Linked DNA regions of Homo sapiens: regions 2, 3 and 4 are each linked to region 1. Evidence: chromatin contacts called from ENCODE Hi-C data. All regions are on one chromosome and are shown on one strand. The core of a region is the stretch at or near the end of the contact, and the rest is flanking DNA. Distances in the headings are between cores, read along the strand shown.

The links. Hi-C counts contacts between places; a loop is a spot of excess contacts on that map. Pooled maps may share reads with other maps.
Region 2: a map of CD4-positive, alpha-beta T cell shows a loop between it and region 1 (5-fold over the local background). The contact joins the promoter of HEMK1 here to the promoter of UQCC5 in region 1. A Hi-C loop is called at or near these places in 1 of 168 maps with a recorded cell type or tissue (CD4-positive, alpha-beta T cell), 1 of 37 single-sample maps with no recorded cell type and 4 of 50 pooled maps.
Region 3: a loop to region 1 is called in a pooled map, with 9 times the contacts of the local background. The contact joins the promoter of MAPKAPK3 here to the promoter of UQCC5 in region 1. A Hi-C loop is called at or near these places in 2 of 37 single-sample maps with no recorded cell type and 9 of 50 pooled maps.
Region 4: a loop to region 1 is called in a map of CD4-positive, alpha-beta memory T cell, with 27 times the contacts of the local background. The contact joins the promoter of DCAF1 here to the promoter of UQCC5 in region 1. A Hi-C loop is called at or near these places in 2 of 168 maps with a recorded cell type or tissue (CD4-positive, alpha-beta memory T cell and naive thymus-derived CD4-positive, alpha-beta T cell), 1 of 37 single-sample maps with no recorded cell type and 14 of 50 pooled maps.

What each region holds. Positions count from the first base shown.
Region 1 is chr3:52,533,011-52,540,826 of GRCh38, forward strand. UQCC5 (ubiquinol-cytochrome c reductase complex assembly factor 5) reads left to right here and starts at 3,595. Exons shown (of 2, transcript NM_001124767.2): 1 at 3,595-3,896; 2 at 7,414-7,816. The coding sequence starts at 3,746. The coding sequence ends at 7,475. It overlaps NT5DC2 (5'-nucleotidase domain containing 2), which reads right to left and starts at 847. Exons shown (of 14, transcript NM_001134231.2): 1 at 496-847. The coding sequence starts at 727. RefSeq lists enhancers at 1-86, 3,914-4,447 and silencers at 217-306, 337-686, 747-1,246, 3,281-3,580.
Region 2 is chr3:50,566,629-50,574,444 of GRCh38, forward strand. HEMK1 (HemK methyltransferase 1, mitochondrial release factors N(5)-glutamine) reads left to right here and starts at 2,894. Exons shown (of 11, transcript NM_016173.5): 1 at 2,894-2,946; 2 at 4,303-4,704; 3 at 5,082-5,173; 4 at 5,487-5,580. The coding sequence starts at 4,477. C3orf18 (chromosome 3 open reading frame 18) reads right to left here and starts at 1,119. Exons shown (of 6, transcript NM_016210.5): 1 at 835-1,119. RefSeq lists a silencer at 751-1,260 and an enhancer at 2,699-2,818.
Region 3 is chr3:50,612,531-50,620,346 of GRCh38, forward strand. MAPKAPK3 (MAPK activated protein kinase 3) reads left to right here and starts at 4,621. Exons shown (of 11, transcript NM_001243925.2): 1 at 4,621-4,711; 2 at 4,984-5,254. The coding sequence starts at 5,036. RefSeq lists enhancers at 3,384-3,473, 4,341-5,294, 5,295-6,247 and silencers at 4,565-4,614, 4,625-4,674, 4,925-5,074.
Region 4 is chr3:51,495,462-51,503,277 of GRCh38, forward strand. It overlaps DCAF1 (DDB1 and CUL4 associated factor 1), which reads right to left and starts at 4,554. Exons shown (of 25, transcript NM_001387579.1): 1 at 4,412-4,554; 2 at 1,273-1,319. RefSeq lists an enhancer at 4,004-4,103 and silencers at 4,214-4,443, 6,696-6,795.

The sequences.
Region 1 (7,816 bases), core at 2,345-4,844:
GGGGGCCGGACCTCCAGGGCGACATCGAGGTGTGTCTGGGAAGTCCAACCGGTGTCCCCTTTGGTCCGGCCGTCCCTAGGAGCCCGTTCCGCCCGGCGCCGCTCGCTGGCTTTGTCCACAGCACTCTCCCGCCCCAACTAAGGGTTGGCCGAGAACAAGGGGTTGGGGGCGTTTCCACCGCGGCTTCACGGCAGGCGGGACCCCGAAGGAAGTCGGCGGGGGCCCAGCACTCCGGCAGCCGCTCGAGGAGCCCCGAGCTCCTGCAGACCGAGCCGGGGAACAAACCTCCCGCCCGCCCCCGGGCGTCGGGGCGCCCCAGAGGCCCCCGGGATGAACGGCCGGAGCTTCTCGCGAAAAGCCGCCCGGCCCTTGCGCTCCGGGGCCCTGGCGAGCCCCACTGGGTGTTTCCCCGGAGGAGCGGCACCCTGGGGCTCGGTCCGTCCATCAGTCCACGCGGAAGACACCCCGGCGCACGTCCCGCCCCGGCTCACCCACCGTGCACCAGTCTCCGCATGTCCTGGTAGCGAGCCCATAGGTGCGCGCTGAGGTCGGCGCCGCTGGTGGGTGCCTGGGCGGGCGCGGAGCGCGGGACGCCGGGGCAGTGGGCGCCGGGACCCGGGGGGCCGCACCCAGGGCAGGAGGGCGAGGACGAGGCGGCTCGCGGCCCGCCGTGGCCTCCGCACAGCAGCCAGCGCCGAGCGGCCGCCCGCAGCCCCGCACCCGCCATGCCCACCGCGCGCCGCCCGCCGCCCGCGCTGCCCTCGGCCAGCCCGCCGCCCGCCGCCCGCCGCCCTCCGACTGCGCGCCCGCCACGGTGGCCTCGTGCTCCTCACGGCGGCCGGCCAATGGGTGCGGCGCGCGGAGCCCGGCCTGCCAATGGGCGCGCCCCTCGGCCCGGGGGGCGGGAGGCCCCGGACCCGGCGGGGCGGGGCGGGGCGGGGAGGGCTCCCCAGCCCCCTCCCCCAGCCAGTCTCCGGCGCGGTCCGGGAGGACTCTGCGCCCCCCTTCGGCCGTCACGCCGGCGATGGCGGCGCCTTTCCCTGGCCCCAGCCCTGGAAGTCAGCGGGCCTAAGAGCGGCCGTCCCTGAGAGGCTCCGGACGGCCGAGGCGCCGAGAGGAGACAGCCGGAGCGCGACGGGTACCCCCCGGGCCCCCGGGTCCTCTGCCGCCCTCTCCGCTCCCGGGTCCGCCCGCCCTACCCTGCGCCTCTGGATGCTTCTGACCCCAGATCCTCCGCTCCTCCCCCTAGTCCTGGTGCTCTCCTTTCCCGGGGTCCTGGTCCCCGGTCTCTGGGCTCGGACTGACTGCCCACTGACCAGAGCCCGGGCCAGTCCACTCACTGGTCTAACAAATAAAGAGCCCTTCCCGCGCTTCCCGGTGCCAGGCCCACGCTGGGGGAGGCCGAGGGGCCTGCAGGGCAGCCGACGTCCGCTAACCAGGTGACTGGGCCGTGCGCTGCAGGGTTGTGGGCCACGGTCACTGCGCCCGCTTGGTTCGGACCTCGGCAACTGGCCGCACTGACCCGTCAACTCCCGGTTTCCCGGCGCACGCCCCTCGTGAGATGCTGTGGTCTTTTCTAGCAACGTCGACAGGCTTTCCAACAAAATTCCTCTTTCCTGCGCAGAACCGCTCTCCACTCGCATTTCTTCTGCTCAGATCCGTATTCCGAGCCCGCACGCATACCAGGCTGTGCTCAGGGTCCGGAGGAGGCCGACCCAGTAGCCGTGGGCCCTGTCGGAGGGGAGCCAGCTGGGCGCGCGTTGTTTTCTGAGGTGGCCGCGCTGTCTTTCAGGGTGTGTGTACATTCGAAACTCCACTGAACCTTGATTGAAGACCTACAGTGTGGCAGTCCATGGCCTGGGGACTGGTAAGGATTGAGGCCGTAGGATGGGCTCGAGTGTGGCGGTGTCCCCAGGGCCCCAGTGAGCAAGTGGGTGTGCTGGGAACCTGGCCACAAGTGAACCTCCTCCAGGCGAGGGGATGCCCTGCAGCATCCAGCCGTCAAAACCTCCTGTAGAAACGGGAGCGAGCATCAAGCCTGTGTGTGTGCATGCTTGGGCGGAGTCTACCCGGAGGAGAAAGAGGCTTCCGGGCTGGCCCTCCAAAGCCGGTTGTACAGGCGGCAGCTCAGGCTGCTCACTGCGGGCCCTATGACCCTTTCTGGGGCCCTGCTTGCTCTCTCCAGTCTGCTTTTGTATATTTTGTGTCCATATCACCAAATCGTCTCATTGGTTCTAAGCTTTCATTTACCTTCCTTAGATTGTCTAATAGTTGTCTCCTTTCTCAAAGCTGTTCCTGCAGTTTTTACTTTAGTCCTAGGTAATGGGGTGACAGCCCCTTTCAGTTATCTTCAGCAAGCACAGCAGCATGAGAAGACGCAATTACAAGTGAAGTCTCTTAAGTCAGAGCCCTGCTTCTACCTGGCATAGTCTCTTAAACTGTCAGTTAAGAGACTACATATAAACAATACACGTTCAGACTCGGCGCGGTGGCTCACGCCTGTAATCACAGCACTTTGGGAGGCCAAGGCAGGAGGATCTCTTGAGCCCAGGAGTTTGAGACTAGCCTGGCCAATATAGTGGGACCCCCATCTCTACAAAAAATTAAAAAATTAGCCGGGCGTGGTGGTGCACGCCTGTAGTGGTGGGAGGATGGCTTGAGCCGGGGAGGAGGGGGTTGCAGTGAGCCGAGATTGCGCCACTGCACTTCAGCCTGGATGACAGAGCGAGGTCCTGTCTCAAGAAACAAACAAAAACCATGTTTGGGAATACATGTGAAGAGCGAGGGCTCTGCCAATCATTATCATCATAATGAATATTCTAACTAATATTAATCAGTTACTATGCTCCAGGGTTGTGTTCAGTGCATCATTCCTATTACCGCACTAAATTATCACAGCGTCAGAACAAGGCCTCCGTTTTACGGCTTAGGGAATTGAGGCACAGATGGGCTAAGGGAGCACCTGTAGAGCAGGGATGTGGTTTGGTAACAGAGTGCATGCTCTTTATACTGCTCTTCTGCGATTATTGTGAATAAAGCGCCTACAAGTGCCTGTGGAACTGTAAGTGCCCCATACAAGATAGCTTTTATTAATTTTAGGGTTCTCACGGGGCGCTTACTTAGATTTTTGCTGTGATAATTGATAAAGTTCAGCTTTCAACACTCCATATCAAATTCTGTTACTTTAGAAGTCTAGGCACCAATCACGTCTCCGAAATAAACGCAAGGCATTGCATAATTGCATTTTGGAATGTGGTGCTGTACATAGTCCATCAGAGAGGGTCATCACTTCTATCTGGGTATTAGGAATAAAAATGGCGGTGGCAGAGTAGGGGGCGCGGCTGCCAACTGCGAGCTCAGACCTGCACTGGGGAGGCAGGGGGCGGGGCCGGGCCGGCGCCACGTGGGCTGTCCTTCCCTTTTGGGCCGTCCCACCTCCAGAGCTGAGGCGCCTGCGCCAGCTCCTTCGAGGCCCTGCTCGGCTTCAGGGAGCACGCGCGCCCTGCCGTGCTCTGATTGGCGGAGCTGCACGCCCCCGCTGCAGTCTGATTGGCGGATCCGCCTCGCTTTAGAAGGTCGGCGCCCAGTTCCGGCACTCGTGCGCCTACCAGACAGTGGCGGAGGACGGCGCTCGCTAGTCTCCCAGGTCGCGGTACACGGCGAGAACGGGCGGGGCGGTCTCGGCTGCGTCCGGGCGATCCAGTGCTTAGTTCCGTCATATCCCTCTCCACGACCTCGGTCGAGCATGTTCACCAGGGCCCAGGTGAGACGGATTCTGCAGCGGGTGCCCGGGAAGCAGCGATTTGGCATCTACCGGTTCCTGCCCTTCTTTTTTGTCCTGGGAGGAACGATGGAGTGGATCATGATTAAAGTGCGCGTGGGCCAGGAGACCTTCTGTAAGTGAGGGGGTAGCAGTCTCTGTTTCCTTTCAGGAAGGCACGAGGCGGTAGGGATCCGTTTTTCTGGGGAGTATTCTCAGATTGCAGACCGCGCATTCCACTCAGAGCGCTGGGCGAGTGCAGTTCCATTCGCTTGGCAGTCAGGGCGGCCTGGCTCTCCTGTAGGCCGGGCACATTGGCGTCCAGCCTTGTGACCTTCCCTGCACTTACAGGCGAGATCACGTGCTTCTTCCAGCCCTCTCATGCCTGCCCTTCACCCCTGCCGGTGACATCGTTTGGGCTTAAGGAACAGACTTGCTCACAACAATCGTAGAAGGGGGTGGATATGAGGGGTCAGGGAAACTCCTGCTAACTAGCCATTTCTCTTTGGATTCTTCTGTCCAAACTCTGGAGGGAGCTGATCTGCCTGGCTTTGCTAATTACCACTACCTTTACAGGACAGTCATTGGCACCAGGTCTTTGGTCTGGGTCCAGATGATCAGCACTGTAAAGATAGTGGTAACGCCTGGCACTGCATTACTGAGCATTAACTCTGGACAGGCCAGTTCCTTTCAGGAGGACTTCCCCAACCCCTCGGCCCTTTCTGCTTTGCCCCTCTCCTGAAACGCTATCACTTGTGACTTGCCAACCCACATTTTAAAGAATTGTTACATTAGTGATTCCTAAAGATCCTTAGTCCTTCTGTTCATCCATTCATTGATACTTAATGAGCATTCTTGAGGGGCTATAATGAACAAGGCAGAGGTGTCCCTTACCCCAGAAGAGCTCTAATGGGAAAGAAGATGATAAAGACAATTAGCATACAAAGTGATCAGTGCTGTGAGAAGGAAGTGGGAGGAACATAGGACTCTCGGGTGGGCGCCTCAACTGGACTAGATGGTGCAGGGAAGGCTTCCGGAAGCAGCTACCAAGTAAAGTAGGACCTGAAGACTGAGTAGGTGTCAGTCAGATGAGGGGAAGGTGTGTGGAATTGAAAGCATCTCCATGGCAGTGGTAGGAGCACTTGTGTGAGAGTATGCTGTGTGTTTGAGGGATTGAAGCAGATCAACAAAGTGGGGATGGCTAGAAGGGTGCCTGGGCAGGGTGGCAAAGGGACTGGAGAACCAAGAATGGATCCCAAGGATTGAGTCATTTTAGGGAGAGGCTTTAACATGTGGAGAATGGCTCCTTGTGGACAGATTGGTAGGAACAGTTACGCTGTATGGCTGTCCAGAGTTGAGACAGTGGCCTGGTCTAGGTTGGGGCAGAAAGGATACCAAGAAGGGATGGAAGTAAAAGACAGCCCAGAGGTAGTACTGACAGGGCATGGTGATTAAGTGGACTCAGGAGATGAGGAGTGGAGGCTTCTGGTGGGACACCTGGGGCAGGGGGTAGTGCATTTCCTGAAGGTGCCGAACACAGGCAGGGCCATCCTGGGCACCATCTGGGACGTGACGAGGTAGATATGGTTATACAGAGCTGAAGCTCAGGAGGCAAATCTGGGCCAGAAATTGGGATTTGTGAACCATTCAGAAGCAAATTATGATGGAAGTCAAATCCCAACATTTTAATTTAATTTATTTATTTTTTGAGACTGAGTTTCGCTCTTGTTGCCCAGGCTGGAGTGCAGTGGTGCGATCTTGGCTCACCGCAACCTCTGCCTCCCAAGTTCAAGTGATTCTCCTGCCTCAGCCTCTGGAGTAGCTGGGATTACAGGCATGCACCACCACGCCCGGCTAATTTTGTATTTTTAGTAGACATGGGGTGTCTCCATGTTGGTCAGGCTGGTCTAGAACTCCTGACCTCAGGTGATCTGCCCACCTTGGCCTCCCAAAGTGCTGGGATTACAGGCGTGAGCCACTGCGCCTGGCCCAAATCCCAACATTTTAAGGGTAACTGAGAATGGCCAGAAAGGCAAGGAGGGAAACCAGGAGGATTTGTTATCACAGAAGACAGGAGGTTAAATACATCTGGCTCTGTGAAGGGGAGGTAACCCCCCTTCCTCTAGGAGAGACTGCAGGATATGCAAATAATGATCTAGAAGGAGAGGGTGGAGAGAGGCTGGAGATACTGGACCCTTGAGAGGGTGGGACCAGAGCTGGGTGACAGGAGTAAGCCCTTGGAAGTTAGCTGGAAGAGTTCCTTATGATGACTTTCCTCTGTGAAGGAAGAGAGGAAATGGCCATTTGGGGGTGGGTGAAAAAGAGTCAGGATGATGGCTGAGGAAACAGGATTGTCAGACACCTCAGTGGACCCAGTTAGAGGCATCAGTTGGCCCCTCAGGACACAGCAAGCAGGGTGAAGCATGGGGAAGGGAGGAAGTTGGATTAATCTGTGGTTGGGGTTTTGAGGGTGTGTCAGGAAGTTAAGATATTGACAAGAGTATGAAGGAATTTTAGCTGATTTGCCAGGAGAGAGAACAAGAAGCGGCTGAGCGGGTAAGACGGGGCCAAGGACCTGGGGAAGAAACGTGAGGTCCAAGGACAGGAGGGCTGGAAAGGTAACGGGGGTTGTGGTATGAACAGAAATCCTTCAGAGGAGCCCTGCAAGTGACTGGAAGATGTTGAAGGTGAAGGGTACTGGAGCTTCATCCCCATGGGTAATGGTGGTATCTGGGGAGAAGGCACAGGACAGGGTCAAGGAACCTGAGCCAGAGGCCAGCACTTTTGGTGACTGAAGGGGCATGATGGAGAGCAGGTGCCAAAGAAAGATGGTGGCAGACAAATGGCATGAGCCATGAAGGAAGAAGATTTTTTTTTTTTTTTTTTGAGACAGAGTCTTGGTCTGTCACCCAGGCTGGAGTGTGGTGGCACGATCTTGGCTCACTGCAGCCTCTGCCTCCTGGGTTCAAGCGACTCTCCTGCCTAAGCCTCCTGAGTAGCTGGGACTACAGGTGCCTGCCACCACACCCGGTTAATTTTTGTATTTTTAGTAGTGACGGGGTTTCACCATACTGGCCAGGCTGGTCTCAAACTCCTGACCTTGTGATCCGCCTGCCTCGGCCTCCCAAAGTGCTGGGATTACAGGCGTGAGCCACTGTGCCCGGCCTGGAAAGAAGATTCTTTACATGAAGGTGGCGAGTCAAAGGTCTGGCAAAGCAGCAGCTGGAACAAGGAAACTGATCTCCTCTCCCCACCTGAAGGTTTCTGGATATGGGAGAGGGAGCATCAGAGAGCCAAGAGGCAAGAAGTGCCTTTGAGGAGCCAGGTTTTAGTTAAGAAGGATGACTTCAGAGCACAGAATAGAAATTATGGGGGAGAAGGAAGTGAGGGACATCTTAAAACACTAAGAGATGTGCTAAGACATGATTCTATCTTTCAAGACACTGACTTTTACCCTATTTAAGTCTAGAACTCCATTATCATAGTCCTCATCTAACTCAAGTTTTGTTTTAAGTTTATTTTGGCATTGAGTTAAATATTAATGCCAAGATTCAGAAGTAGGTGACAGACCTAGACTATTGGTTAAATTATTCAGATTGTTTTAATTTTAAATATGTTTCTTAAACATCTGAGCAACTTTTTGTTTGATACAGATGATGTCTACCGTAGAAAAGCCTCAGAAAGACAGTATCAGAGAAGGCTGGAAGATGAATGAGACTGAACTTCAGCAGTCAATAAAGTCAATATGAATTTTTACTATTGGTTTCAGTGCCTTTTAAAATATACTTTTCAGATCTCTTGTTCTGACACAGCTTGTCCTTTATCAGCTGCACAATATTCCAATAACTGTTTTTGCAAAGAATTTTTATAGTTCTGTCTCTGCTTGAGTACTTCCCAAGTCACTGCTGGACAGCACTTGTGGGAAAATTATTTCCTCCTAAAACACTCACTCGATGAATCTAGTCCATGAAATATTTCTTAAACAATTCAAGGATCAATCAGGATGCTTTTCAGTGAAGCCCGAATTGTTTTCGGCAATCTTTGTTTTTAGGCAAC
Region 2 (7,816 bases), core at 1,644-4,143, 2.0 Mb before region 1:
GAAAGACCAGAAGACAAGAAGGAGAGAGAGGCTCTGGTTCTCTGGCGGGGCTTCTCCGCAGGCTCTCGGGGACATTGGACTGCCCTCCCCACCCACCAACAATAGAGGGGCTGCTAGGGTCAAGGAGAAAGGCGAGGCAGGAATGGAGCTCCCAGTGTGGGTGCCTTCTCTTCCTTTACCCTCCTCCCCTGGAAGCAGAGGGTGAGAGATTTGCCCAGTGCAGAGGGCCCTGGTTAAGGTGGGGTGGGAAGAGGTGCCAGCCAAGCTGCAGATGGGACGGCCTAGGGAGAGGAGGGATACCTAGCTCGTGGGTGCATACATCCCCCTGTGCTGGTTCATGGGCATTAGTGGGGTTGCCTCCCTGTGCAGATGCATGGGCGTGTGTGAGATGTGTAAACACCTCTGATGGTCCCTGAGGAAGGGGCAAGGCTGGCAGAGGGTTATGGGGTAGAAAGGCTCATCCCTCTTTGCCTTCTCCCTCCAGCTAGGCTGGGCACATCTGGGCACATAGGAAGTCCCGGGTTCTTTTCTTGGCTTTGCAACTGATCCCGGGCGTGACCTTGGGCCAAACCCTTAACTCGTGCCCTGGGGCTCTGTTAACATCGCCTCCCAAAGGAGAGAAGAGGCCCTACTGACCACTTTCCAGGCCTGCCTCAGGGTCCAAAGGGGAAGGGAAGGAAACCGGGGTAAAAGGGGTCGGCACCGCGACCTTCGAGAACCCGCATGCTGTTCTCCACCAGGTCTCTCAGTCCTCCCTGCCCCAATCCCCATGCCCGCCTCCGCGACCCTGTGATGCCTCCCTTCTTGCACAGGAGCAGTGACCTCAGCACTTACTTAATCCTCTCCCGGCGCCGAGCTCAGTTGGAGAGGCTAGGGGTGGTAGTGACTGGCAGGAGGCCGGGGCGGGGGGAACCCCCAAGCCCGGCGTCTGGGGCTGCGGGTCCGACCCGAGATCCGCCCTCCCTGCAAGCCCCGAGCCGCTGGCCAGGCCCGCTACTGCGCACCAGCCGCATCCGCGAGCGCTGGCTCTGCCGGCCTGAGCTAGGGTGGGTAGGGCCGGGACCCACGGCGGAGGTGGGGCCGGGCCGAGCAGCCTCGGGGGATCCCCGAAGCTACAGCGCCTTGCCTCCCTGCACGCTCCGCGCCCCCGGCCTCCGATTGGCTGTCGGGCCTAGAGCCCGCCCAGAATTGGACCGTTCGCTTGTCGCTCGGGTCTGGCTCCACCCCCAGAGGGAGCCTAGAACCTGGTCGCAGTTTTTAGAGACTACCCTCACCCCGTGGCCTGCGCCGAAGTTGGGCGGAGGACAGTGGGTGGCCAGGCCCTTCCGGGCCAGAACTCGGGACCCCTGCCAGCTACCCGTGCCAGGACAGACTCAAGCCCCCAAAACGCGGATGGATGTACAGAGGAGACTTGGGGAGAGCACTGGACTGGGAGTCCTTGGGCCTGCACTGAACTCTGGCTGACTTTGTGACCTTGAAGAAACTGCTTTTCCCTTCCTGAACCTTGGCTTTCTACTCAGACGGGTCCTCTGGTGTGAGGGTTCTAGACGAAGATGGGGAATCTTCGTCTACAGAAGTTGAGAGTGGGGTGGATTTATTATTGGGCACCCCGACCCAGGCAAGTCTACATATACCCTCACAATAGCTTCCATCCACGGCATGATCAGCTCAGGGAAGGAGCCCTCAGATACTCCTGATCCGCCGGTTTTCAAAGTAGTTTATGGGAGTCACCGGGTAGCCTGGTACAAATGCAAACGCCCCTGTGTCTCCCGGTCTGGGAAGGAGGCAGGGAAACAGCATGTTTAATAGCAGTTTAAGGCCGGGCGTGGTGGCTCACTCCTGTAATCCCAGCACTTTGAGAGGCCGAGGCGATGGATCACCTGAAGTCAGGAGTTCGAGACCAGCCTGACCAACATGGTGAAACCCTGTCTCTATTAAAAATACAGAATTAGCCGGTCGTGTTGGCTCACGCCTGTAATCCCAGCTACTTGGGAGGCTGAGGCAGGAGAATGGCTTGAACCCGGAGGCCGAGGTTGCAGTGAGCAGAGATCGCGCCATTGTACTTCAGCCTGCGCAACAAGAGCAAAACTCCGTCTCAAAAAAAAAAAAAAAAAAAAAGAAAAAAAGAAAAAAAAAGTAGTTAACAGTGTTCTAGTTAACAGTACTTTCTGGTGGGGAGATGTTGACAAGACACACTTTGCGAGACGCTGCCGAGTATTTTATAGAAGGCGCAACTGAGGTCCAGAGGTCCCAACACCTGGAGGAGTTGCCAATAGAGTCAAGATTCGAATCGGTAAAAGAGCGGCCCCTGGGGTCTGGCCGCCAGTCGGCCGACCCCCTGGTGGGCTCGGGCCACTGACCTCGGTAGGGTCACGACACTGGGACTGGACCCCAAAGTTGGACCAGCCTTCAACACTGGAACCCGCCCATGCACAGCTCCACCCGGCCCCCAGGCTAAGATAGACCACGCCCCCGGACATCTGGTCCCCGCCGGAACACCCGGGCCCTCTGGTGACACGCCCCCTTTCCGGCAGGCTACTGGGCTCCGCCCACACACCTCCCGGCCTGGTTCCTAAACGCCAGCTCGGAGCAATCCCCTTGGGCTGGAGCCAAATCCCTGCTGTGATTTTAAGGAAGACCGGCAGGTCCGGGCCCCCAAGGGTCAACCCCACACACATCCCCGCACTTTCCTGTATGCAGGCCTGCGAGCGTAGAGGGAGTGGAATTCACAGCCTCCCCACCCATCCGCAGGGGTCTCCTGGGAGGAACCCACCAGCGATAGGAACACTGAAGCTGGGCTACGGCGTCCGCCCGAGCCTTTTCTTAAAGGCGCCGACCCCGGAAGCGGGGCGTCCGAGGGAGCGCGCGACGGGCCACGCACGTCCGGGCGTCCAGTTCGGGGCAGCTTCTCCGGCTGGTGGGTGGGTGGGGCAGCCTTTCAGGCAGGTATGCATGGGAGGTGGGGATCGGAACGGGGTGTTTCGACTGCAACCGCCTGGAGACCTGGCCGGTACCATTCTCCATAGTGCAGATGGGGAAACAGGGTTGGAGAGAGGGGGCCTCATCTGGGTCGTTAACAATGCGGTGCGTAGCTGTGAGGGAGTTTACACTTCTGACTTCGGGCCTTGGCTCCTGGGACGGCGCACTGGTGCAAGAGCCGCTTCTGGAGTCTGGTGGACTCGGGTTCGTGTCTTGCCTGGGACAGTCTTTTTTTTCTTTTTTTTGAGACGGAGTCTCTCTCTGGCACCCAGGCTGGAGTGCAGTGGCATGACCGCGGCTCGCTGCAACTTCCGCCTGCTTGAACTGGGTTCAAGCAGTTCTCCTGCCTCAGCCTCCCAAGTAGCTGGGACTACAGGTGCGCGTCAGTATGCCCGGCCAATTTTTTGTATTTTTAGTAGAGACAGGGTTTCACCATGCTGGCCAGGCTGGTCTCGAACTCCTGACCTCGTGATCCGCCCACCTCGGCCTCCCAGAGTGCTGGGATTACAGGCGTGAGCCACCGTGCCCAGCTTGCCTGGGACAGTTTCTACCTGAGTGACGCTGGGCAAGTCGCTTCCCTTCTCTGACCCTACTTGTATCTGAAGATGTGGCACTTAGCAGGTGCTTAATAAACGCTAGTTTGGACTTTTATCTGGAAGCAAAGGGGACCGCTGATTTTAAACCTTCAGTTAAACTTGCTTGTGACCTCTTTAAATATACAATTGTAAATTTTTTAGTTGGTGGTTTACGCTGATGTCCCGGATTATAGGTTAAATTAGGAGGAAATTTTCAGCATGTACATCCATGACAGTACACACACAATGTCAGATTCAAAGCTCCCAATTAAAGGCAATCATCTGCCTCTTGTAACATCAGTTAAGATCATGTAACATCTGGTCCCTGCTGTGTGTTGAGCTGCCTCCCAGGCCTTGGATATTCATAGACTAATGCATTGCTTGCCATGGGTTTGGTGTGATTTTCCCCCATCTTATGGATTAAGAAAGTGAAAATCAGAAATAATGACTTGCTCAAGATCACACACGCTAGGTTAGACACAGATCTGTCCTGTCCCCACATATGTGCCCTAACCTACCACCAACCCGTTTATTAGCAGAGACTGAGCTATGGGCTCAGCCCACTCCAGCTAAAAATGTGAAGAAAACGTAAGTGGCCAAGACAAGAATGATCAAATAGGTGGGTAAGGCTCTAAATGGAGTCAAGGGGGTGTCAGAGCAAGAGCACAACTATTCTCAGGCAATGTATTGGTAGAAGGGGGGGTGTCATACAAGGCTCACCTGCTTTCCTGGTTCCTCTCACTCCCAGGGTGGCAACCAACTATATCTGAGGACCAGAGCCATTTTGGGGCACCAGAGCTTGTGACCTCTCCATCTCCACCCAGCTGGGTCCAGGGGCCACTCTCAGCACTCACCTCAGCAGCTGACATCATAAAGCAGACTTGGGAACCTGGAAGCACTCTGGAGAACCTTTCCCTGAGACATGGAGCTTTGGGGCCGAATGCTGTGGGCCCTCCTGTCTGGCCCAGGGAGGAGGGGAAGTACCCGGGGCTGGGCCTTCAGCTCATGGCAACCCCAACCACCTCTGGCTGGGTTATCCAGTGCCATAGAACTGGTCAGCCACTGGACTGGGGTCTTTGAGAAGAGGGGTATCCCTGAGGCCCGGGAATCCAGTGAGTACATCGTGGCTCATGTCCTTGGAGCCAAAACAGTTAAGTTTAGTGTTGTCAAGAGGACAGGAAGAGGGAGGAGGGAGGACTTGGGGAAGGGATATCCAGGTTTTCTGTTCACTAAGAGTGCTTAGCTGAGACTGATGGGATTTTTCTGAAGGAACGTCTTAGCGCCTGGCACACACTGTAACAGTTTGTTGGATGAATGAATATATCTCTGCCTAAGTGTTCTGGGATAGACACCTGGAAGCCTGGTGTTAGCTGTGTAACCTTAGGCAGGATGCTGCCCCCTCTGGGCCCAGATGATGAGAGGGTTGGGCCTCCAGACCAGTGCTGGGCAGGCATTATCCACATAAGACACCTGGGTTGGGGGCCTTGGGCCCAGTGAGCCAGCCACTTATATTCTCTGTGGGGACAGTTTCAGAGCCTGAGGCCGGCACTTTGGACCCAGCCCTTGACCTCTCAGCAACTACAGTGTATCCGGGAGCTGAGTAGCCGTCGATTGCAGAGGTGAGCACCCATGGATCAGACCTGAAGGATGTGTTCAGGGAGCAGCAGTCCAGCCTCCCCTATCCCCACCAAGTTCAGGGAGGAGGAGAATGTCCAAGGACTAGGGAGGTGTTGGGGTGCAGGAGTGGCAAGAGTGGGGCCGGGGTACTGAATAGGAAGAAGGGAGGGAGGGAGGGTTTTGCCTCAGGAGTCCCAAGGCCCTGGAGACATGGTCTTGCCTGATACCTTTGGCCACAAGTGGTATCTCAACCCAGGCATGGTCCTGTTGGTCCTAGCTCTGTCCCTGATGACCACCCAGCTGCCCCCTCTGCAGGATGCCGGTGCAGTACATCCTTGGAGAGTGGGACTTCCAGGGGCTCAGCCTAAGGATGGTGCCCCCAGTGTTTATTCCTCGGCCAGAAACAGAGGTAGGTGTGCCACCAGGGCAAGGCAGGATCAGGATGATGGTGGAGTTCAGGGCACCAGTCTTACCCCAGGCTTCCTCCAGGGGGCACTGGGGCCCCATGACTTCAGGGACAGTGCCTTTCTAGACATGTATTTCCTCTCTGACTGTGTTGGCAGAGCCCAGAGGACAGAGGATTCCTGTTGGTCCCCTTGACTGTTATGTTCCAAGCTATCAACCCAGCCTCTAGGTCTGGCAATGGCCCAGAGTGCCTCAAATAGTGCTGCCCAAGTACTTAGCCTGTTCTGCCATTTCTCTGGGAGCCATCCCATGGCTCACCCAACCCACAGGGAACAAATGTCTTCCAGCAGCTTCTCAGGAGGCATGGAGGAAGTGGAGAGGGCTCCAGCCGGACACCTGGAGACCTGGTATCAGCTGTGCAACCTTGGGCAGGTCACTGCCCTCCTGCCATCTCTGGGCCCAGATGATGAGAGGGTTAGCCCTCCAGCCCAGAGAATCTGGTGGCCCTCTTAGGTCTACTGACTGGTCTGGTAATCACCTGTGTTGTCCCTCAAATTACTAGGACTAGGGATGTGTGGCGCAAGTGTGTTATCCCTTGGTAAGGCACCCTGGTCCTGGAAGAGACGCTTTATATGGCCCTTCTTGGACTCCCCTCTGACCTTGTAGATGACAGAGCTGGGAGCCAGAGGGCGCAGACCAGGGAGTAGAGCTGGGTGAGAGCTGGTGGGCAAGCCAGAGGGCGCCAGGTTCTGAGAAGGAGTGTTTCTAGAAAGACCTAGGCACACAAACATTTCTGGGAAAGGTTAGTTCCCATTCCCCTGCTGTGGCCAGGGGGCCCCAAACCCTTCTTTCACTTTCTCAGCTTCTGTCCCCTAGCCAAGAAACTCTCTGACCCCTCTCCTCTCCATATCATGTGGTTGGGAGGCCAGGTCCTTGCTTCACTGCCCAGTGTCAGGGCAGGGACAGTAGGGAATCTGAGGCCTTGCTGAAGTCACAGGGCTGTCAAGGAAGGGAGCATGGGGGCAGCACGTGGACTTCCTGACTCCCAGCTCAGAGCCCCATCCCTCACATGGGGCTGCCCCATCTGGGATTGGCATGACCTAGGACACAGTATGGAGACCCAGAGCAGGGTGTGGCCTGCCACCTGCAGACTTTGGGAGGCTTACCTGTGGCTCCTGAAAACACGTGATCTCTGGCGAAGAGATCATTTGCTGTCTCCGGCTTCCCAGGGTCAGGGCATGGTGACTTTTGAGTTCCTTCAGAGCTGACCTGGCACCAGCCATATGTGCCAGGGTTCTGAGTATCAAGTGTGGACTTTGGCTCCCATGTGGCCCCCTGATTCTTGGATGGGTCTGGGCCAAGAGAGCAGCTCTACTGCAAGGGGTGGGGTGAGGGGAGATGCTGCGATTGGGAGGCCAGGTGCTCATCTTGCTGTGCAGACATTTCTGAGAACTCACCAGGTTCACCCCAATGTAAAGCCACATCGGGGGATGCCTTACCAAGAACTCAAGAGGACGTGGCCTGTGGCAGGGAGTAGTGAGAATGGGTGCAGGGGATGGTTTCTGATGAAAGGGGAGTCTGAAGTGCAAACTTGCAGGAGGCATGTGCCCAGTGAGTTGCATTTTCCCTAAGGGTGAGAAGGTGGTTCAGCCCCTGGCCTGGCAGTGAATACAGTAGGAAACTCAGGGCTGGGGGTGTGAACCATTCTCACCCAGCCTGCTGTGAGGCTGTACAGGTTGTGGGAGGCTCAGTGTTTTGTCTGTGATTGGCTTGAAGGAGGCAATGCCACCTCCCTGGGTCTGCCCCACCAGGGATGCCATCCTAATAGAGGGTACTCATGGGCACTTAGGTTCTGCCCAGGCCTTGGGCCAGCCTCTTGATGGGGTATGGAGTCCATGTTGGGGCAGCAGTTCTAGGCAGAGCCAACAACTGCCTGCCCCTCACCTCTTTCCCGCATGCGTCTGTGCCCCACCCTGTTCTTGGATTCTTACCATATTCACCTGGAGGGGGTGCCCTGAGCCTGTGACCAGCATGGCTTTTAGTCTTGCCGAAAGAGCCACCAGCGTTAGGCTGAGGGAGGCTCTTCACTAGGAGGAGAAGAGAAAGTTTCTGGACTCCTTGGGCTGTTATCTACCCCTGCCCCAGGTGGCTCTACAACCAAGATGAGTTTCCGGTGCTCTGGAGTGTTATGGCAAACAAGAGGCCACTAGTGGTGGCAGGGGCTCAGTTTCTTAGCTTCT
Region 3 (7,816 bases), core at 3,371-5,870, 1.9 Mb before region 1:
CGTTTTCTTTGAAAGAGTTGAAGGAGAAAGCACGCCCCAACTTTTCGAATCAGGCAGACCATCCAGTCTTGGCTGGCACTGGTTTCTGGCCGGCCCTGCCAGTCAGGGGAGAAGAGACTACAGATTTGAGAAAGCAAGCAGAGACAGCCCCAGATGGCCCGGACTCTGGGTTGGTACCACCCCCACCCCCCGCCAGAAAAAAAATGCTGAGAGAGAGTCCTGCAACTCAAAACATAGGGAGATAATCTGGGAGTAGGGTGATAGAGGTTGGGGCGGGATGGCGGGGGCAGAGTAGTAACACTCGCTCTTATCTACAGGGAGTACTTGCTGCATTTGATCCTCTACAACTGGTGTTGCTCCCGTTATGCGGACAGAAGACAGCCCCAGGGAACAAATGCTAGGAAATGGCAGGGTAAGAGCTTGGTCCCAGCTCTGAATCAGAAGCCCACGCTCCTACCAGGACCCTCTCCACCTTTTTTCAGTTCACTGGATTCACTATGGAGCATCTTGAAGGACTGTAGGGTCTGTGAATCTCCTCCAAACCCTTGGGCCAGAAGAACTGTGGGATTTGGAGAGGTTGCAGGGTCCACTCCCCACCCCCATCCCCCTCCCAGTGTGTGCCCCCAGGGTCCCCAGAAAGGAGTCTAGCTCTGAGATCCTGGGCAGGGATGACAGACCCCTGGCCTTGTTGAAGGGCCTGAACGATAGCATCCAGGGAAGACAGGGCTCAGTTTGCTCTGCCCAGAATGGCAGAGGGCAAAAGAAACCTGAAAGCAAAACCCTGTGAAACTGGGGAAAAAACGTTAAGTTTCAGATTTCAGGGCAGTCACTTCTCTGTAGCTTTCCTGAAGGGAAGCCGGGCTTCATGAGTGCAACTCTGCCAGCCCCCTCCTGAGTTGGCCAGAAGCCACTTTCTTGGAATGGGGGTAGGGGGGATGGATACCTTATAACCCACTTTGAGGGCTGGGATACCTGGATAGCCTGATATGCGGCCCCTGTGTGGACCACTGACTTGCCAGTAGGAACTGTCCACTGTCTCATTACTATGAAGACAAAAGGACTTTGCCGCTGCCAGGCAACAGAGTTACAATTTTGAACTTGGGTCTCTTATGGGGCCAAATCCCAAGCTCTCTACCAAAACTATACTTCTTCCCCCTCACCATGACTATTCAACTGAACACTTACTATGTGTCAAGCACTCTCAGCAATTTGCAGCCTCATGTCATTGTCACAACTACCACATATTATCTCCTCTTTACAGGTGAGAAAACTGAGGCATGGAGAGGTTACAATATAACTTAGATCTCCCAGCTGGCAAGTAATGGTTTAAGCCAGGAGCCTACACACTTCCTCCTACTTCCTCTATGGGTGCTGGTGATCTGCCGACTCCTAGACATCCAGCTTTAAGGTCCTCAGTGAAGCTTCTCTGCCCCCAGGCCTGTCCATGTCAGAGCACCATGGGTGTCCCTTTGAAAGTATCTCCTACAGGTCAGTGATTATGCAGTCTATGTGTAAACCAAAGGGTTCCAAGGGTTTTGGCCTTCCAACTATTTTTGTGTGTGTGTGAATATGACAGCACTGTGCACCTCACCTGCATGCTGGGAACAGTGATGTGCCCCTGTTCTGCCCCAAGTACTAAGTTGGGTCCCTCTGGCCAACTTAGTACTTAATTCTCCTGCCCTGGCTGCTCCCTAGAAACCCTGGCTCTGATTGCTGGGCCCACACTGCCACCTAGCGGTGCCCCCTCTCATGCCCTCACTAGCCAAATTTCCATAGATTCTTCTCTTCTAGGATAATCCCTCTCCTGCACCCCAGGGATTGAACTTACTGCAAGATTCCCCTGCCACTCCCTACCCAGAACAATCACAAGATGAATCACAAGAATACACAGCAGTGCCTTCCCAAAAGTCTCGCTCATTTGGCCTCCATCCTCTCACCATGTACAGCCTCCCCTCTCCAGTAAGGACAGAGTGTGTGTGTGTGTGTGTGTGTGTGTGTGTGTGTGTGTGTGTAGGATTTAGCCCCCCTCACTTTAAGCTATTCCAAAGTCTCTGTCCCCTTGGACACACAGCTACATGAAGGGCTGTGTGGCAGAGTCTGCCATCATGAACCCACTCCTGACCAGACCTAGCCATCCTGCATGCCAAATCCTCCCATCATTGTGGAGGGGATGCTGCAGGTGGTTGCTGGAACATGAGCACTAAGGGAAACCACATATTCTGACTTTCCTGGGCTAAGTGAGTAGTTTCAAGGCATCTCTCCGATGGACCCATGTGGGGAATGCGTGTGCCTGTGGAAGCATGGACACTGGTTATAGGGACTGGGAGGGGAGAAGCAGCACCTTTGCCTTACTTTTCATACTTCTGTATAATTTGAATTAATTACAATGAGGAAGTTTTACTTATGCAACTTAAAATTTTAATAAAAGAGACCAGCTTAAAAAATACAATTATAAAATTTGTAGAGCAATTATAATCTAATTCCATTTTAAAGAAAGAAGACATCTTCACAGAACATTCAGTGGGATGCCTTTGGCTGGGGCAAGGAGCCAGCCTCCACCCTCAGCTGCCTAGCCTTCTGCTCACCAGAATGACATCTTGCTCAGCCTCAGGTTCACCAGGCTCAAACTAGTTGCCTTCAGAGAGCAGAGAGCCTTCTTTGGCTCCCCCCAGCAGTAGAAGATTCCAGATCATAGGGCTTTCAAAGAGGCTCTGAGATCTTGAATCAGATTCTCAGGTTGGGCTCAGGGACATCAATCCTGGGTCCAGCTGGGCATAAATGCATGTGTGTGTGCACATGTGCATGTGTATCTGTGTGCATGTGTGTTATATGCATGTGTGTTTATACGTGTTATATGCATGTGTGTGCACATGTGTAAAGGTGTGACTGCATGTGTACATGTGTGAGAGTATGTTTGCACATGTGGCTGTGTGAGGAGCCAGAAAGGACTAGGAGAGGAGGCCATGGTTTGAGGATAAGAGCCCAGCCCTGAGGTTGTGCTTTGGAGTTGGAATGGGGGCTCTGTCATGACAGCTGCTGACCTCAGACAGGTCACTTAACCTCTCTGGGCTTTTCTGTCCTGTGTGTCTGTAGTGTGGGGCAGAAGGGATAGTGTGACCTCCTCTAGGCTCTGTAAGGTCAGGGGGTTGCAGGGAGAGCACATTCCCAGCATCTGGTCTGCAAGAAGTGTTCACTATGGCCAGCTGAGGCTATTGTCTGGAGCCTCCTGCTTCACTGAACACTGCTAGCTTGAAGGTTGCCTGAAAGAAATAGGGGCAGAGCCCCAACCCCATCTCCACTCAACATCTGCACACAGTGGGTACCCACTAATAAGTTGTAGCACCCTTTCAGTCACTCATTCACTCATTCATTGACAGAAGATCATCTTTCCAAGAGCTACTTCTCTGATGAGCCTGCACATGCAGCCCAGGGGTCCGTGAGTGTGCGTGTGTTAACCAGAGGGGCTGAGGGGGAGGCGCTCACTGGGCCTAAATTCCGGAGCCAAGAGTAGGATGGCTGGAAGACGCCTCTGAGTGGAACCGAGGTCCTGGTACCTGCAGTCCTGTAGATGGCCTGTAGATGACAGCAGAGGCCCATGCAGAGCCCCTGCGCTGAGCCGCACCTTCCCAGTTCCAAGTGAGCCAGCTCGCTCAGGTCCCTCAGCTTCCGGATTGGGGGAGTGATGTGATGTGCGCAAGTAGTTCAGATCTGTCCCAGAAGACAGCCACAGCCACCCTCCCTATGGCTCTAGACAAGTTGTTTTCTCCCCAGGGGTCCCAGTTTCCTCATCTGTGAAATGAGAGTTGCTTAACAGCCGGTGTTGGGAAAACTGGCTCAAAATACGTAAGGTAGTCTAAGATGGGCTTAACAGAGACTTATATGTGCAAGGCAAAACTAGAAAGCTAATGGAGAATATCTGTCACTCGGATGGGAGACAGAGACTTTTTAAACACGACGCCAAAAGCCCAAACCATAAGGTGAAATGTTGGCGGATCTGATCAAATGGCAACTCGGGATTTCTGGTCCCCAGGATGCTGTATATACCAAAGGGAAGCAGCGAGTCAAGGGCATAAGCGGGAGCTGCAAAAAGGGGGCAGTCGCCAGTGCTGGAGACTCCCAGAGCCACCAGAGACTAAAGAGTGGCGAATTCAACAACGACAAGATGCCACCTCCCTCGGCATGTTTAAAAAGTTGAGTACGCTGAGGGTTGGCCAACACTAGGCAAGTCGGAAGCCTAGCAAGCCATACTGGAGGGCCACCTGGCAGCGTGCAGAGCAAACACCCGACTCAAGGAGAGCTTTCAAGAGAAATAAGACGTCCTGCGCTGTCACGTTCTAGGTTGCGAGTAAAACCCGGGACCCGCACAGTAGCGGACTGCCAGTACAGGGGCCTCCCTGGGTGTCCCTGGAAACCGAGGAAGTAACCGCCCCCTCGGGAAGCCACGCCTCCTATTTTGTTCCGGCTCGGGGGCGGGACCCAGCCGGGGCCCGCCTGGCCCTTTAAGGCTGACCTAGCGGGGCCCCAAGTTGGGATGACGCGCAGGGAGCGGGGGGTGGAGTGGGGGAGTGGGGGAGGGGGGGGTGGGGAGGGGGGGGAGGTCACGTGGGCGCCGGCAGCGCGACTCTCGGCCCTGGGATTTCTGCGGCCGCCAGCTCCCGCGACCGCCTCTCCTGCCCCTCGCCGGTACCTCAGCAAGGTGCGTTGCCGCCAGGTACGCCCTCGCTGGGCCCCCTCTGCGGCCTCCTCCGGGGACCTCGCGGCCATTAGGCGCCCGGCCCCTTCCCTTCTTGACACGTGCCCGGGCGGTGCTCGCTTGTACCCCGCCGCGCGACCACCGCCCCTTGCTGCACGTCTGTACTCTCAGGCCGTTCGTCCCGCACTCCCAGCTTGCCCCGGGCTCGCAGCCCAGCCCAGTTCAGAGGCTCCAAGGCTGGGGTGTGTTGGAAAAGTCTGGGCGGGACTCACTCTTCCCCTTTCCCCCAGGTGCCACTAGAAGCGCCAGGCTGGGGCCGCCTCTGAGCGCCCCGCGGGGGCCATGGATGGTGAAACAGCAGAGGAGCAGGGGGGCCCTGTGCCCCCGCCAGTTGCACCCGGCGGACCCGGCTTGGGCGGTGCTCCGGGGGGGCGGCGGGAGCCCAAGAAGTACGCAGTGACCGACGACTACCAGTTGTCCAAGCAGGTGCTGGGCCTGGGTGTGAACGGCAAAGTGCTGGAGTGCTTCCATCGGCGCACTGGACAGAAGTGTGCCCTGAAGGTCAGTGAGCCCTCACTGAGGCCTGGGGTATCCTGGAGGGTCCACAGCGGAAGCCTGTGAGTGAAGCTATGTCTAGCGCCCCTGCTAAGCTTCCTATGCTCAGCAACATGTTTCATCGTCATACTGTCCTGTAAGGTCAGGCTTGTGGTCCTCCCTACTTCACAGATGGGGAAACTGAGGCGTAGCCTAGCTAAGCTTTGAGTGTCCCAGTGAGCAAGGGGTGGAGTCACTATGGCTAGAGATGCTGTATCCGGAAGCAGGGAAGGGGTGACTCCTGACTCTGGGATTCTGGCTGGACCCATGTGTTCAGGCCCAAAGGGGATCTCTTGTTCAGCTTGGCTGCCCCTTCCATGTGAAGCTCCTCTGACTGGAATGGATCTGTTTCCCTTTGCTGGAAGCTGAGACCCCACCAAGGCTTGGGTGGGACTGCTTCTTCCCTGTGGCCCCTGCCTGTCTGGGCTGGAGTGGTGTGAGCCTCCCAGGGCTGGCCAGAGGACAAGGCTGATGCCCACTGCACCTGTGGAGCCTCAGGAGGCTGCTGATAGACTCCTGACGAGTCGCTGGTCCCGTGTTGAAAGGGACAGGCCCTGGGCCAACCCACCCCTGGTTCCTGGGCAGAGGGCGGGCCAGCCATCTAGCCACCTCAGACTATAGGCTCCCTGGAGACCTGGCATGCTGATATAGGTGGCATGGTGGGGGTCAGGGGGATGCTGGGGGCGGGTACCTGGTTCCAGCTTAAGGCATACAGTTCTGGGCCTAGGGCCACACCCCATACCCAGAATCCCTTGAATCTGTCATCTCTGGGGTCTTTACTCATTTGTAGCTTGTGCCAATGGATGGGTAGAGCATGGCAGGGATAGTGGCTCCTGGAGGCTAGAAGTACAGCAAAGGCCCTTCTCATTTTACAAAAGATTTTTTTTTTTTGAGGCAGAGTCTCACTCTGTCGCCAGGCTGGAGTGCAGTGGCACAATCTCAGCTCACTGCAACCTCCACCTCCCAGGTTCAAGCGATTTTACTGCCTCAGCCTCCTGAGTAGCTGGGACTACAGGCGTGCGCCACCACGCCCAGCTAATTTTTTGTATTTTTAGTAGAGACAGGGTTTCACCATGTTGGCCAGGATGGTCTCGATCTCTTGACCTCGTGATCTGCCTGCCTTGGCCTCCCAAAGTGCTGGGATTACAGGCGTGAGCCACCGTGCCCGGCCTTTACACAAGTTTTAATTATGAGTCCAAGTGCAGAGTCCTCTAGATATGGCTAATAGCTATCCTGTGTTTGCCAGTTTCATGACCTTGGATGATATCCTAGACTCTGGAAGCCAGGTTTCTGCATCTATTCATGGGGAAAGATAAGGAGTTGTTGTGAACATGAAATGAGATTATACATTTAAAGCACTTGGTACAGGACCTGATACAGGTCTGGAGAGGTTACAGGACTTATTTAAGGCACAAGGTCTTAAAGCATCTGAGCAGGGAGCTGGACCCAGCTCTCTGTGTCTTTCCCAGGACCACTAGGGCCAACAGAGGAGGTTGTCTCCCCGGAGTACCTTGGAGGGGAACATGCGGGTGGGTCTAGGAGAGGATCAGGGTTGGGCTGGTGGGGCTGGGCCCCAGGTATAGCTTCTTTGCCCACTAACCCAGCAGTCGAATGGGGTCGGGGAGCTTTTCAGAGTATCAGGAATGGGATTCTCTGAGTCTTTTAGGGAAAAAGTGGCTCTTCTGAGGGCAGACGGGGGTAAGAGGATGAGGAATGAGAGTTTTCATCCCCCTCTGGGCACTATTTAACCTTCCACCTGTGCTAGGATTGAGGGCAGGCTGGGTGGGTGAGGGATTGAGGCCAGAGACCCACTTCTTAATACCAAGGCTTTGACCCTGTGGGCCAAGACTGAGCTCTGACCAGCCCCTGTGGTGTCCAGATGCTGTGGGTGAGTCAGGGATGGGGTGGGAGACCAGAATTTGTAGGCCCACACAGTGCCAGCTTTAAGTAAGACTGGACTTAACCCCTTCCCCATAGATGCTATGTCTGATGAGTGACTTGGGGTAACTTCTGACTGCAAGAACTTCCACAGCACCTCATCAGTGCTCTCCTTGTTCTGGACTGGGAATTGGGTCAGGCCTGGAGTGGATTTCCCTCTGTACCCCTTTATGGGTGAGCATGGCTAAGGCTACTAGCTTGGGACCTTCAGGATCTGGCCCTAAATTGGCCCTCAAAGGGGACATGGATTAGATGTGGCTCCCACTCCAGGACCTTCCTGTTCTTAGTATCACTAGTGACCAAGCCTAGAAGTCCTTACCCAGCTAAGCAGGCATTTACTATCTCCCAATATTGGGCTAAGCACAACCTCTGGTACAGTTATTTTACCTGTCTTGTGAGTGGTAGCTGTGGCCACGAGGAGGAAGGTGACATCTCCCCACTTATAGCTTCTGCCCATTGCCCAGGAAGACCAGGACCTGGGGACCTCAGTACATGGGCAGGCCTGGGCCCAGGGAGCTTAGCCAGCTCATGATGGATCACAGTCCTCTCCTTGCATCTGCCTAGCCCTCTCCCCGCAGTTGCCCCAGCTCA
Region 4 (7,816 bases), core at 3,304-5,803, 1.0 Mb before region 1:
ACAGTAAGACCTTGTCTTTATTATTTAAATACATAAATAAAGGAAAATATAAACTTGTAACAGACTAAATAAAGGAAAATATAAACTTGTAACAGACTTAACTAATAATAGCAATGTGAATTAACATAGTATCAATGAAAGCAGTCAGCAACTGAGTGTGGTGGCTCACACCTGTAATCCCAGCACTTTGGAAAACCTAGGTGGGCAGATCGCTTGAGCCCAGGAGTTTGAGACCAGCCTGGACAACATGGTGAAATCCTGCCTCTATGAAAAAAATTTAAAAATCAGTAGTAGTAGTACTTACTTCAATGTTCGTTTTTTTGTGTTTGTTTTTTGTTTTGTGAGACGGAATCTCGCTCTGCTGCCCAGGCGGGAGTGCAGGGACACAATCTTGGCTCACTGCAACCTGTAGTCCCAGCTACCTGGGGAGGCTGAAGCAAGAGAACTGCTTGAGCCTAGGAGGTGGAGGCTGCAGTGAGCCATAACTGCACCACTGTACTCCAGCCAGAGCAAAAGTGCGAGACCTTGTCTCAAGGAAAAAAAAAAAAGGCCGGGCACAGTGGCTCACACCTGTAATCTCAGCACTTTAGGAGGCCAAGGCAGGCAGATCACCTGAGGTTGGGAGTTCGAGACCAGCCTGACTAATATGGAGAAACCCTGTCTCTACTAAAAATACAAAATTAGGCCGGGCGCAGTGGCTCACGCCTGTAATCCCAGCACCTTGGGAGGCCGAGGCCGGCAGATCACAAGGTCAGGAGTTCGAGACCACCTGGCCAACATGGTGAAACCGCATCTCTACTAAAAATACCAACAAAATTAGCCAGGCATGGTGGCACACGCCTGTAATCCCAGCTGCTCCGGAGGCTGAGGCAGCAGAATCGCTTGAACCCAGGAGACAGAGGTTGCAGTGAGCCGAGATCGCGCCACTGCACTCCAGCTTGCACAACAAGAGCAAAGAAAACAGTCATCTTCACCTTGTTATGCCCAAGACAATAAGGGTGCATTACTCAAGTTCTTAAGTGAGTTCCTTTAAGTGCTATGAAGAAATGATGGTCTGTCCAATGGTGACACGGTAGTTACCAATTAGTGAATATCTAGTATGGGACAGACATTGAGCTAAGTAATTTACCATACTTACATTATTCTGAATTTTCACAACCATCCTACCCTTTTTCACACATGAGGAAACTAGCTCAGAGAGGTCCCCAAGACCAGCTAGTACTAGGTAGAAAAAAGGTTTCAAGGATTCAAATCCCAACTCTGCTGACATACCTGTGAAGTCTTGGTTATTTAACTTCTCCAAATCTCAATTTCCTTATCTGCAAGATGGAAACAGTTGTTGTGCGGGGTTAAATGACAATATTGTCCCCATGATGGGATAATATAAAGCCTCAAGAAATACTTATGTAAAATTTTCTTATCCTAACAAGCATCTGCTAGGGTATTTAGGGATGACAGGCCTGCAACTTATTTTCAAATGATTCCACAAAATATATATATAGATACCACACACACAAATAGAGAAAATATGGCATAATATTAACAACTGTTTGCCAGGCACTATGGCTCATGCCTGTAATCCTAGCACTTTGGGAGACTGAAGTGGGTGGATTACTTGAGGCCAAAAGTTCAAGACCAGCCTGGCCAACGCGGCAAATCCCCATCTCTACAAAAAATAAAAAAATTAGCCAGGCGTGGGGGCACACACCTGTAATCCCAGCTACTCCAGAGGCTGAGGCATGAGAATCGCTTGAACCTGGGAGGCAGAGGTTACAGTGGGCAAAGATCGCACCACTGCACTCCAGGCTAGGTGACACAGGAAGACTGTCTCAAAAAAAATAAAAATAGGCGGGCACGGTGGCTCACGCCTGTAATCCCAGCACTTTGGGAGGCCTAGGCGGTGGATCACGAGGTCAGGAGTTCATGACCAGCCGGACCAACATGGTGAAACCCCGTGTCTACTAAAAATACAAAAATTAGCTGGGCATGGTGGCACGCGCCTGTAGTCCCAGTTACTCGGGAGGCTGAGGCAGGAGAATCGCTTGAACCCGGGAGGTGGAGGTTGCAGTGAGCCGAGATTGCACCACTGCACTCCAGCCTGGGCAACAGAGCAAGACTCCGTCTCAAAAAAAAGAAAAAAAAATTTTTTTTAAATTGACAGGCACAGTGGCTCAAGCCTGTAATCCCAGCAATTTGGGAAGCCAAGTCGGAAGGATTGCTTGAGGTCAGCTGGGCAACATTTTGAGACACAGTCGACACAAATATTTAAAAATTAGCCAATCATGTTAGCCTGTGACTGCGGTCCTAGTTACTCAAGAGGCTGAGGCAGCAGGCTCCTTTGAGCCCAGGAGTTGTTGGAGGCTGCAATGAGTTATGATGACACTCGAGACCATCATGGCTAACACGGTGAAACCCTGTGTCTACTAAAAATACAAAAAATTAGCCGGGCGTGGTGGCAGGCACCAGTAATCCTAGCTACTTGGGAGGCTGAGGCACGAGAATGGCGTGAACCTGGGAGGCGGAGCTTGCAGTGAGCTGAGATCGCGCCACTGCACTCCAGCCTGGGCAACACAGTGAGACTCTGTCTCAAAAAAAAAAAAAAAAAAAAAAAAAAAAAAAAGCCAGCGCAGTGGCTTACATCTGTAATCCCAGCACTTTGGGAGGCCGAGGTGGGCAGATCACGAGGACAAGAGCTTGAGACCAGCCTGGCCAATATGCTGAAACCCCATCTCTACTATAAATACAAAAATTATCCGGGCGTGGTGGCGCGTGCCTGTAGTCCCAGCTACTCCGGAGGCTGAGGCAGGAGAATCACTTGAACCTGGGAGGCGGAGGTTGCAGTGAGACAAGATCGCGCCACTGCACTCTAGCTGGGGCAACAGAATGAGACGCTGTCTCAAAAAAAAAGAAAAAAGAAAAAAAAAAAAAAAAGAGTTATCACACCACTGCACTCCAGCCTAGGCTACAGGGCAAGATCCTGTATCTAAAAAAACAGGCCAGGTGTAGTGGCTCATGTCTGTAATTCCAACACTTCGGGAGGCTGACCAGGGAGGATCACTTGAGTTCAAAACCAGCCTGGGCAACATACTGAGACCACTGTCTCTATAAAAAATAAATGAATAAAAATAAAAAATTTTAAAACTGTATAATAGGCAGAACAGTAAAACACTGTACTCAGCAACTACGCAAGAGATACTAAGTACAAAATGATTTCCCTACATTCCCCAAATTCTCTATTATCTCTTTAACATCCAAAAATATATACCCACTCAAAAATGGGTAATGAATAAATGTTATATAGAAAACCCAAATGGTCACATCATTAAGAAAAATACTAAATAGATCCTAAAATCTAAATATACACATTTACATAAACATTAAAGGTAAACTCCAGTAAGCTGGAAAAAGAAAATGCAGGATGATATTACCAATTAACCTCTCATTCTGTACATTAACGATGCATTTTGAACAGGAAGATGCTACTAATATAAAAAATTAAGACATGTAAACTAATTAAAAGGCTTCATCAAAAAAACAGGGTAAGGAAAAACCAAGACCAACATGACATGGCCAAGGACGAGTCATTTGTGACTCAAAAATAGCTAAATACAAACACTCCAAAACTATTTCCTCAACAAATGGAAAACCAGAGCGCTGCCACCGCAGTAAGAGGAAACCAGACAGAAAACCGTCTAAGAAGTGAAGTTGTTAAGCAAACGCTTCTGACACCCCAGTTGAAAACTACTATAACCCCCGGAAATAGACTCCAGGGAAGCTTCGCGGGCACTCTGAGGTTTGACTCCAGGCTGCGGGACCCGCACACCTCTCTTTCCAACCCTTCCCTCTTTCATGGGGATGGGAGGAGCGCCCGGAAAGCTCCGCCCCCGTCGCACGGTCCAAGAGGCAGGCGGGTGCAGGGAGAGGTGGCACGAGGCCGAGAGACGGGAGAGCCCGCCCAGGTGACTGGAGCTGGAGGCGGAGACACAGTCCGGGAAGGGGCCCGCCGTATAGTACGGAAGATGGAGCCCCGCAAGCCCGTACGGAACAGAGACTAGGAGGATTGGAAGGAAAAAGAAAACAAGGGAAATGAAATGCGCCCCTCCTCCAGGTAGGGGCGGACACACCCCGCCCCCCCACTCCGGGCGGAAGAGTTACTCTCGGGAAGCTTCTCGTGGGGAGTGGAGGAAGAACGTGGAGGCCCCGCCCCCAGGACAAGAATCAGGAGGAGGAAAAGTCCTGTCAGGCCCCGGGCCCAGCCTCCCGGCAGACCGGCCCGCCCCCTCCTCGCCGGCGGCCCAAGCAGGTGCCGCCCCTCCCCCAAGCCCGGCGCCCACTCTGCCGCCCGGCCAGCCGCGCGACCTGCTTCCTCGCGCCCCTCCCGTAGAGTCGCCTCCCTCCATTTCCCACTCACCGTCCGAGGCGGCTCCGCCGCTGCCCCCCCCCGACCCCGCCAGTGGCCACAGTTCACACACACACAGCCTCAGGTCCCGCACTCACTCTCCACTCACACACACACACAGCGCGACCACGGCTCCACAGCGGCCCACATATTATGCGTCACTCGCGCGCTACGTGCACCGCGCGCGCGCGCTCGCGCCTACTTGGCGCGAGGACCGCGAGCAAGGGGCGGGAAGAGAACGCCTGCACGATCGGGGAAAAAAAAAAAAAAAAAAAAAAAAAAAAAAAAAAAATCGAAGAGCCCCGGGGACGCCTGGGAAATGAAGTTCCGCGTCTAGGGGCGGGCCCACCAGTCCCAATTGACGCATGAGCTCTTCGCCTGGCGCATTGACTTCTGGATTTGTAGTTTTTTTGGATAAATGCGAACTGCTGAGTACTCATTGGCTGCTTCGGAAGGCGGAAGTGAAAAGTGAGGGAGCCAATCCTTCTAAGACAGTACTGTAATCGCCTGATACTTTTTCAGTGTCTTGTTCTGACCTGTGTGCGCAAAGAGCCTCTGTTTTATTTGGCCATTTGCCTTATCTTACCTAGAACATACCGTGATCTAAGAAAATATTTCTCATAAACATATCAGAAATCACAGCACTCATTAAATCAGAAGGCACTGGTTGTTTTTTGTTTGTTTTGTTTTGTTTTTTTGAGACAGAGTCTCGCTCTGTTGCCCAGGCTGGAGTGCAGTGACGATCTCAGCTCACTATGACCTCCGCCTCCCGGGCTCAAACAGTCCTCCCACCTCAGCCTCCAGCTGAGACTACAGGCGCATGCCACCACACCCAGCCAATTTTTGTTTCTGTTTTGTATGTGCGTGTTTGGTAGAGACATGGTTTTGCCGTGTTGGCCAGGCTGTTCTCGAACTCCTGGGCTGAGTTCTCCCAGCCTCTTTTTTCTCTGTCTTTTTTTTTTTTTTTTTTTGACAGGGTCTCGCTCTGTCATCCACGCTGGAGTGCAGTGGCGCGATCACAGCTCACTACAGCCTCAATCAACCTCCTGGGCTCAAGCTATCTTCTCACCTCAGCCTCCCAAGTAGCCGGGGCTACAGGTGTGCACCACCACACCCGGCTAATTTTTAAAAATTTTTGTAGAGACGAAGTCCCACTGTGTTGTCCAGGTTGGTCTTGAATTTCTAGGCTCAAACGATTCTCCTGCCTCGGCCCCCCGAAGTGTTGGGATTACAGGCATGAGCCACTGCACCCAGCCTCTGTCTTTTTGTTCAAGACCTAGCCTGTAAGAATCAATAGATACTTATTGCCAGGTTATTATACGTGAGGCAGAGAAGTGAAAAATCAAAAGCTCATAGATTAAGGCAGGACTGACCTCACAGGTCACTTAATTCAATTTCTTCATGTTGTTGGGAAAAATGAGGCCCAGAGGGAGTGAGCGACTTGCCCAGCATCACACAACCAATTAACAGCAGAACCAGAGGACTCCTTACTCTGACCAGCAGTCCCTCTTGTGGGGCATAGAAGATAAACATGACCCACAGTTGAGCAGAATCTCGACCTGACAAGATCCTACCCAGCGTTCAAGGCCTTATGCAGCTCATTATCTCTCCGGGAATGCTGAGCAAGTCTCCGTGCATCTCCATGAGTCTTCACGGCAATACTGTCACATGAATACAAGACACAGCAAGCCTGCTGCTATGCTCAGGCTCGACAGCTAGTAAGGATCCTGAATCCTGGGTCCCTTGGTTTCATTCCCCACTAGATCCCATTTCCCTCTTTCCAGAAAAGGGACCATCCTCCTTCTCTTAAATGTGTAACTTGGAGCTACTGCTCCAAGCAGAGATTCTCTAATATGTGCTGGGAGCGCCACAGACATGTCACCTTTCTTCACTTCTTTCTCCTGCCACAACACACAGGTCCCTTCTCTGTGCTTCTGGAACTCTACCTCTGTCAGTAATGGCCAGTACCATTTCTTTCAACTTCAGAGCATGCTGGGCCCTGAGCCAAGTGTTCCAGCCACACTCTCTCATTTAACCCTCACTACCCTGCCACACACACAGGGAAGATATGGTTAATCACCTTTACAGATGAGAAATCTGGACCCAGAGAGGTAGAACAAGGAATGGAACCCACATGCCATTCCTCCAGCACTCCTTCAGGTGACTTTCCTGCCATGCCTCCCTGGGCCATGAACCTAAAATGTATGAGGATGGGACATTTAAGCCTTGGATATCTCCCCTCTGACTATGGTCTAGCCGGCCCAGTGGTGACTTCTCCGCTGGCTGGGGTCCTAAGAGGCAGAGCCCTTAGGGGAGCTCAAGGCTTAGCTCACGCGCTCCTGGCACTGCCTCAGTCTGCCACCAGATGGCACTGCTTCATTTCAGAAACCCAACCTGGTCAGAGCACTGTGGCTCATGCCTGTAATCCCAGCACTTTGAGGGGCTGAGAATCTCTTGATCCCAGGAGTTCAAGACCAACCTGGGCAACATAGAGAGACACCCCCACCCTCACCCTTGCTCCACTGTCTCTACAAAATATCTTAAAAATTTGCCGGACGTGGTGGTGCATGCCTGTAGTCCCAGCTATTTATGAGGCTGAGGTGGGAGGATTGCTTGAGCTTGGGAGGTTGAGGCTACAGTGAGCTGTCATTGTGCCACTGCACTCCAGCCTGGGTGACAGAGAGAGACTCTGTCTCAAAAAAAAATTTTTTTTTAATTTTTTTAAAAAACAAACCCAGCCTGGGGCCCTGGGTTGGTGATGGGAGCAAGAAGCATTAAGAAGGGGCTTTGGAGAAGCCAGGGCCTAGGAGGCAGGGGAAGCAGGGGAGGAGACAAACAAGGCCTCTCCAGCAGCCACGCCCTCAGGAATCTGCACTCTTAACTCCTGCAGCCTCCTCTACCCCTGCCAACACCTCCCCCTCCCCAACATGCACATAGCCACACACCTGCAGACACCTTCAAACACCTCCTTCCCACTTCTGGGAAAAAGAAGAGGGAGCACCCAGGCTTTCCCAACTGCACACGCATTCCAAGTGTGCTTGGTGGCATATTTCACAGATACCCACATGTGCCAGATATACAAGCATGCACACTGTGCATTAGGCACCCAGTCCTCACAACAAATACTTTCACATCTAAGCATATGCACACACAAAGCTACAGACAATCCAGGCCCACACACCTGGCTTGGTTGTGGCACATGGGTCCTGCACCATTGGGAGGAGATTTATTGACCTCTTTGGTAGGACATCTCTGGACTCCGTCTCACCTTGCTCTGCCTGTTCCACCCCCTGCTCCATGGTGTGCCCAAGAAAGAGGAAGCCCCATCTGAAAGAGTGAGGAGTGCTTTGGGGGCTGCCCAGCAGCAGAGAAAAGGTAAGAAGAGCCCAGCCCTGGCCCCAGGACCAAGGCCTACAG